Regions from separate parts of the Mus musculus genome. Here region 2 is linked to region 1. The links are chromatin loops, found by intact Hi-C in ENCODE. Cell type or tissue: heart. All regions are shown on one strand. Links, peaks and the distances in the headings refer to the core of each region. The heading gives the core; the rest is flanking DNA. Region 1 holds the start of Tspyl2 (TSPY-like 2). Region 2 overlaps Iqsec2 (IQ motif and Sec7 domain 2).

What was found. Hi-C counts contacts between places; a loop is a spot of excess contacts. Peaks named below come from ENCODE experiments on the same cell type or tissue, not always from the same donor. Only the 100,000 strongest peaks of a DNase experiment are listed, where the experiment ranks them.
Region 2: a loop joins it to region 1, with 2.0 times the contacts of the local background. A loop is called at or near these places in 1 of 42 quality-filtered maps.

The regions. Positions count from the first base shown.
Region 1 is chrX:152,340,792-152,343,704 of GRCm38, forward strand. Tspyl2 (TSPY-like 2) reads right to left here and starts at 1,693. Exons shown (of 7, transcript NM_029836.4): 1 at 749-1,693. The coding sequence starts at 1,534. Gpr173 (G-protein coupled receptor 173) reads right to left here. Exons shown (of 4, transcript NM_001359449.1): 4 at 2,807-2,913. In heart, for the core only: no CTCF peak of the experiment used is centred there; a DNase peak (open chromatin) is centred at 1,850; H3K4me3 peaks cover 2,146 bases; H3K27ac peaks cover 1,697 bases; H3K27me3 peaks cover 1,608 bases.
Region 2 is chrX:152,174,131-152,177,043 of GRCm38, forward strand. The region is part of intron 2 of Iqsec2 (IQ motif and Sec7 domain 2); the gene reads left to right. Among named protein-coding and RNA genes, the nearest start is that of Gm52430, 28 kb to the right of the region's middle. In heart, for the core only: a CTCF peak has its summit at 1,366 (motif pointing left); no DNase peak of the experiment used is centred there; H3K27me3 peaks cover 464 bases.

The DNA of each region.
Region 1 (2,913 bases), core at 317-2,816:
GGAAGTTATGTATCTGTATCTACTTGATACCCTGTGCCTGACTCCCGAGAGCCTATGATCATGTGACACTTTTTAATCATGGGCCAAGTGTTTATATCTATATAAATTCTACTAAAATGTGTGCATTTCAAATGTTGCATACGTGTTTCCCTGGGAATGAGCTCAACAGTCACCAATAGTGGATTGGATTCTTCCTGTTGTACCTTTCCCTTCATTTAACCACTTGAGCCTCACAACCAAGTGGTCTTTCTCCTGATTCTTCAGGGTTCCATCCCATTTCTACTCTCTCCCCTCTAATGGAGAGGATGGTAGACAGATTTGGGATTTCTAGGTATCTAAGCAGAGACCCAGGTTTATGGAGCCTTGTGTGGTTTGAGCACGCTTCCCGAAGAGCTTATGCGCCCTCCCTCCTTAGTCAGTTCATCACCTGTACTCCCCCCTCCTCTCCTCCTTTCTCTATCTGTTGCTCCGTTTATGGGCTGTGTGCCTTTTCCGTTACCCCTCCCTCTTTTATTGTCTGGGATCCATTTTCTTTTTAAATGTTGCAATGCTACTCTTTTTCCCTTCTGCAGTCTAGTTTTAGATGCGATTTTGCCCTCTTGCCATCCCTCTTCCACGCCTTCTAGAATCTTCTAATGGGGATTCATCATCCTCATCTCTGACCCTCCCCCACACCTCTTCTCTCTCTTCCACACATCTCCCCTTCAGTCATGGGCTTCTGGCCCATGCATACTGATGAGAAGGATACTGCTTTGACCCAGAAGCCTGGGATATGCTGGATGATGAGGTCTCTGCGCTCCAAAAAGGGCCTTCGCATCTGGATGAATTTGCGCTTGAGACGCAAGAAGGCCTTGCCTGCCTTGATGTTCACCGCCTCCAGGTCCATTTGAATGCTCTCCAGGGCCTGCAGTATGCTCTCCATCCTCTGGGCACTCCTCTCTCGGCTCTCCTTCGCCTTCCTCTGCTTCCTTCTCCTCCTCCTCCGACGCTGCCGCCTCCTCACACTCTCCTTGTCATCCTCATCCTCATCTTCCACTATTATGATAGCCTCCTCCTTCCTCTTCGGACCAACTAACATCTGGGGCCCCCACCCTCCTAAGCTACAGGTTTCTAGGGCCTTCTCTCCGAGGCTGCTGGGCTCTGCAACCTGAAAGTCAATTGCCAGGCTTCCCCCAGAGATTTCTGAAGATGGGAGCGTTTCCATGATCCCTGTGGAAGGGGCCTCCCCGAACCCTGACTCCATTGCGTGATCCCATCCGGGACTCTCAGCACTCAGGGTGAAATACGCGCGGATCCCCCCTTCCTCAAGAATGACATAGGGCAGTGGTGGGGGCAGCGTGGGGCCCACCCCCCTCATGTCAGCCAGCACCTGTGCAGCCTCGGTTTCTTCCTGGGGTCTCGGACGCTGCTGGGGTGGAGGCAGGGGCAGTCGCTGGAGCGGTGGGGGTGGCGGGGGCGGCAGGTCGCGCTGACGGGGTTCCGAGCTGCTCAGGCGGGGGGTCTTGGCCGGAGGCCCCTCGTCCGGGCGGTCCATGGTGACCGCACTCACAACACTGGCTCTGCGGCTCTCAGACAAGGCCGTAGCCACCAGTCACACTTGAAGCGGAGCCGCCACACCTCACGCGACCAGCTCTGCTCACCACCTCGCTCTGACGTCCCCTCCCACAGCGCCTGCCCCACTCCCACAGCGCCTATCGCCCAGGCCCCGCCCACTCCCTGGCATGGCGTCTGCTCTGCCCGCCATTGGCTGCAGGCCTCGGAGCTGGCGGTAGCGTTCCCTCAGCCCCTGCCTTCTCTCACGCAATCCGCTTGCCAACACTACACATCATCATTTTCTAATTGGCTCCCTTCGCGCCCACCAATCATCAGGCTGACTGCCCCTCAGTGATGAGAGGAAAACTGCGGGGCGATTGGCTATGAGGAAAGCTAGGGTAGGAGCCCCCTCACCCTCAGTCTTGCAATGTTTTAGCCAATGGGAAAAGTACCAGTGATTCTGAAGACCACAAGACTAGGCCCGGGGAGGGTGGCTGGGAGTGCGCAAGCACCAGGGAACGAGATGTGCTCAAATGAAATCAGAGAGCCTCGCTATCATTCTCCCCGCCCCACTCCCCCAACAACTACGCACTTTTAAAATCTGTCCCTTCCCCCACCAGTTTATGCCTGTGGGGTGAGCGCTGTAGCCCCTCAGTCGCAGGCTGCTTTGAACTGCTAGTAGTTTAAATATCTGAGGTCTTTTTGCTTTGGTGGTCAGGTTTTGACATGGCTTTTTCTATTTCTGCAAAATGGCTCCACAGATGCAAAGAGTAACTTCCTCTGCGTCATTAAAAAAAAAAAAAGGTGATTCAACTAATGTGCTAGATTTTTCTAGAACTTTAAAATTCTCTTTGTCTACACATAATTTCTACCCCAGCTTTTCCTAAATGAATGCGGCTATTAATTGTACCCTAATATTATATTTTATTTTGTTTGTGATCAGAAATGGCTGGTCTTTGATGAGGCACGATGGTGGAGTTTTGGCTCTGGTTCTAGAATCCACATAGCAGGTGACTTCCACTGTGACTTTAGCCAAATCACTGCCCCTCTCTGAGCTTGTTTCTTCTACATTAGACATTCCTAAGGAGAGGAGATAATTGCCCATTGCAGCCTTGCTGTGGTAGCAGAGGAAGGAACCTCAGAATCCATCAACAGGAAAATGGATGTGATATGTGTTTTAGATGGACTACTAGAATAAATTTGATCTATGTATAGCAACATGGCTGGATTTCGCAAAAACAGAATGTTAAGTGAAAAAAGAAACAGAGCAAGATTTATAGTACAATACTGTTTATGTAAATTAAAACACATCAATACCATATATTTTCCACAGATACACATAAGTAAATAAACACATGAACGGTGGTTTGGAAGGACACA
Region 2 (2,913 bases), core at 233-2,732, 170 kb before region 1:
TGTGCCACCATGTCCAGTCCAAAAATACCTTTCAAGTGCATAGTACAAATGATCATTGCTACCAGTTTGTGGCAGTCTTCATAGCCTCAGAACAACTGGCATAATGGTCCTGATGGTGTAGCTGCTACCAAATTCATGGTCACTTTAGATATTTTTCTGTTTTGTTAGTTCAGTGACTACATTTATAGTTATTTGTAGTATATAATTACAGACACACATTATCAATATTAGCAACATGACGCTTGAGCTTACTTCTCCATTAATACAAACCCTGCAGTTTCTACATTAATTACAGAGGGAATTAATGACCCCTTAGACAAGTTTTCACCTATTAGTAAAGAGTTAGGAACCAGCTGTGCCAGTAATGACTGGTCTCCAGATGTGAGGGCAATGCCCATAGCTCTGAAGTTGACCCTGACCTAGCATCCTCTAGCTAAAACTAAAGTCTTCTTAACACCTCATCTGGGGCCTTCTGGTTCTGGTCCAGCAAGAGATGCTGATATTATTTTTAATAAATATGTAGTATTACTGTTAAGTCTACGTGACAGAGATTATTCCAGGCTCGGGCAGAGTCTCTTTTCTTTTCTCCTCTTCTTACTTTGTTTTTATTATTCCAAATACTAATTATTGCTTTTAGCTCTGAAAATATCTATTGAATTTTAGGTAGTGTTAGAGACTACTTGACACACATTATCTTTAGTCTTCATGACCATTCTGCCAATTAGAGGCGATTTAAGGGTGGGCAAACATATCTAGAGGAAGTGAAGTGACTCGCCAATTCATGCATTTTGTCCTTCATTCAAAGATGATTTATTGAGTAGCTACCAATACCAGTTGATTCAATATGGCAAATAAGATGGTGCACAGTAAAGTGATGGACCCTGCGCTGGACTCCCCTGTCTGGTTAGGAAACAGAAAATATCCACAATTATAAGAATGCCTTAGTGTCTTAGTATCAGGGACAATTCCCAAGCTGATGGTCCAAACTGAGACTTAGAGGATGAGTAGAAGTGATCTAAGGGAGGATGATGTGGTGTGAGATGAAATGGACAGTATTATATGCTGGAAGTGTGGGAGGCGTGGTTGGCACCTGGATTTGTGCGGAACTAAAGCTTCGTCTGCAGTGGGAGTGGGTTGTTAAGAGAAGAATCTGGAAATTAGAAGAGTGTACTTTAGGAGGCTGGAACTGGGGCCCCCGTCAGTTGTACCACTGCTAGGGAGCTACAGGGCTCAGCTGAGGAGTTTCCATGCTTCCTGGGCTCCTTGAAATGTGTACAGGACCAGGCAACCTCCTAGGTGGGTCTGTATGTTAGCCTCACTATATTATAGTGGCTTCAGTGCCCTCTAGTGTCCACTGGCCTATCTTGCAGCTGTGCTGTGTATATCGTCTCCCACCAACATTTATAACCAGCTGGGCCTGTGCTAGGTGCTGGGGACATTGGGATCAGTGAGACACCTGTTCCTACAGATTTCCAAATTAAGTAGATGAAACTGTGAACAGTGTTGAGAGAAGGTGGCTGAGAGACGAGCAGGGTGGAAGGGGACTAGGGAGGTGATTCACCCTGCCTAGATGGGATCAGGGCAGGTTCCCAGAAGACACAGCTTCTAGCTGATTTTTGAAGACTATTCAGGTGGGGAGGTGGCTCTGGGAGGCCAGGGGGAGAGCACAAGTTAAGATGAGGCATGGAATATGAATCAGAAGATGGCCTGGTCGGCCATCAGTGGAAAGAGAGGCCCATTGGTCGTGCAAACTTTATATGCCTCAGTACAGGGGAATGCCAGGGCCAAGTGGGAGTGGGTGGGTGGGGGAGCGTGTGGGGGACTTTTGGGATAGCATTGGAAATGTAAAAGAAATAAATACCCGGGCTGGTGAGATGGCTCAGTGGGTTAGAGCACCCGACTGCTCTTCCGAAGGTCCAGAGTTCAAATCCCAGCAACCACATGGTGGCTCACAACCATCCGTAACAAGATCTGACCCCCTCTTCTGGAGTGTCTGAAGACAGCTTCAATGTACTTACATATAATAAATAAATAAATAAATCTTTAAAAAAAAAAAGAAATAAATACCCAATAAAAAATTAAAAAAAAAAAGATGAGGCATGGAGCCGCTGAGTATGCCTGGGAATTAGAAGTCATTCTGTCTGGGTGAGGTGCAGGTTGGGGGGGGGGATGTGGTACATTTCTGTAACCATAATACTGATAAGATGCAGGCAGAAGGAGCTCAAGTGTAAGGCCAGCCTGGACTCTGAGGTAAAACCCTATCTCAAAACAAAACAAAATGGAGGGAGACCAAGATTAGCTGAAGGTGGAAGATGGGAGCTAGGTCACCTAAGGATCTATGATACCTGCTTATTTACTGGGTATTTAAAGCATGGAATCTAATTGCAAGCTTCTCTACCCTTTGGAATCACACATCCATCTAGGTATCGGATGGAATCTAGAAAATATATTTCTCTGAGAATACTTTCCATACAACTCCAGGGGCTTTACAGGTACTCCCTTCCCTGCCTAGCAATGAACCATAGACTTCCAAACTTACCCTAGTTTAAGTAAGGAAAGCCTATGATGGCCTCCAAGGATTTGCAATATTGAACCCCTCCTGCACCTCCAGCCTCATGTGTGTTCTGCAATGTTACCTCTGCCACATTGGCCTCTTTGAAGTTCCTGGAAGCAGTAGCTCAGGTCTTTTCTTCTGCATAGAATTCTTTCTCCTTCCTGTCTCCATGTGAACATAATATCTGTCTCCGCTCAGACATACACTTCCTGAAGACAGGACATTATCTCCCTTTAGAAGCCAGCACTGTGCCTAGTCCACAGTACCTGCCAGATGAAGGACTTACTAGTACCCTGTGGCTGGAAGAAAGTTCCTCACTCTGAATTCATTCAGCTCCTTGTGAGTCATTATATAAGTTT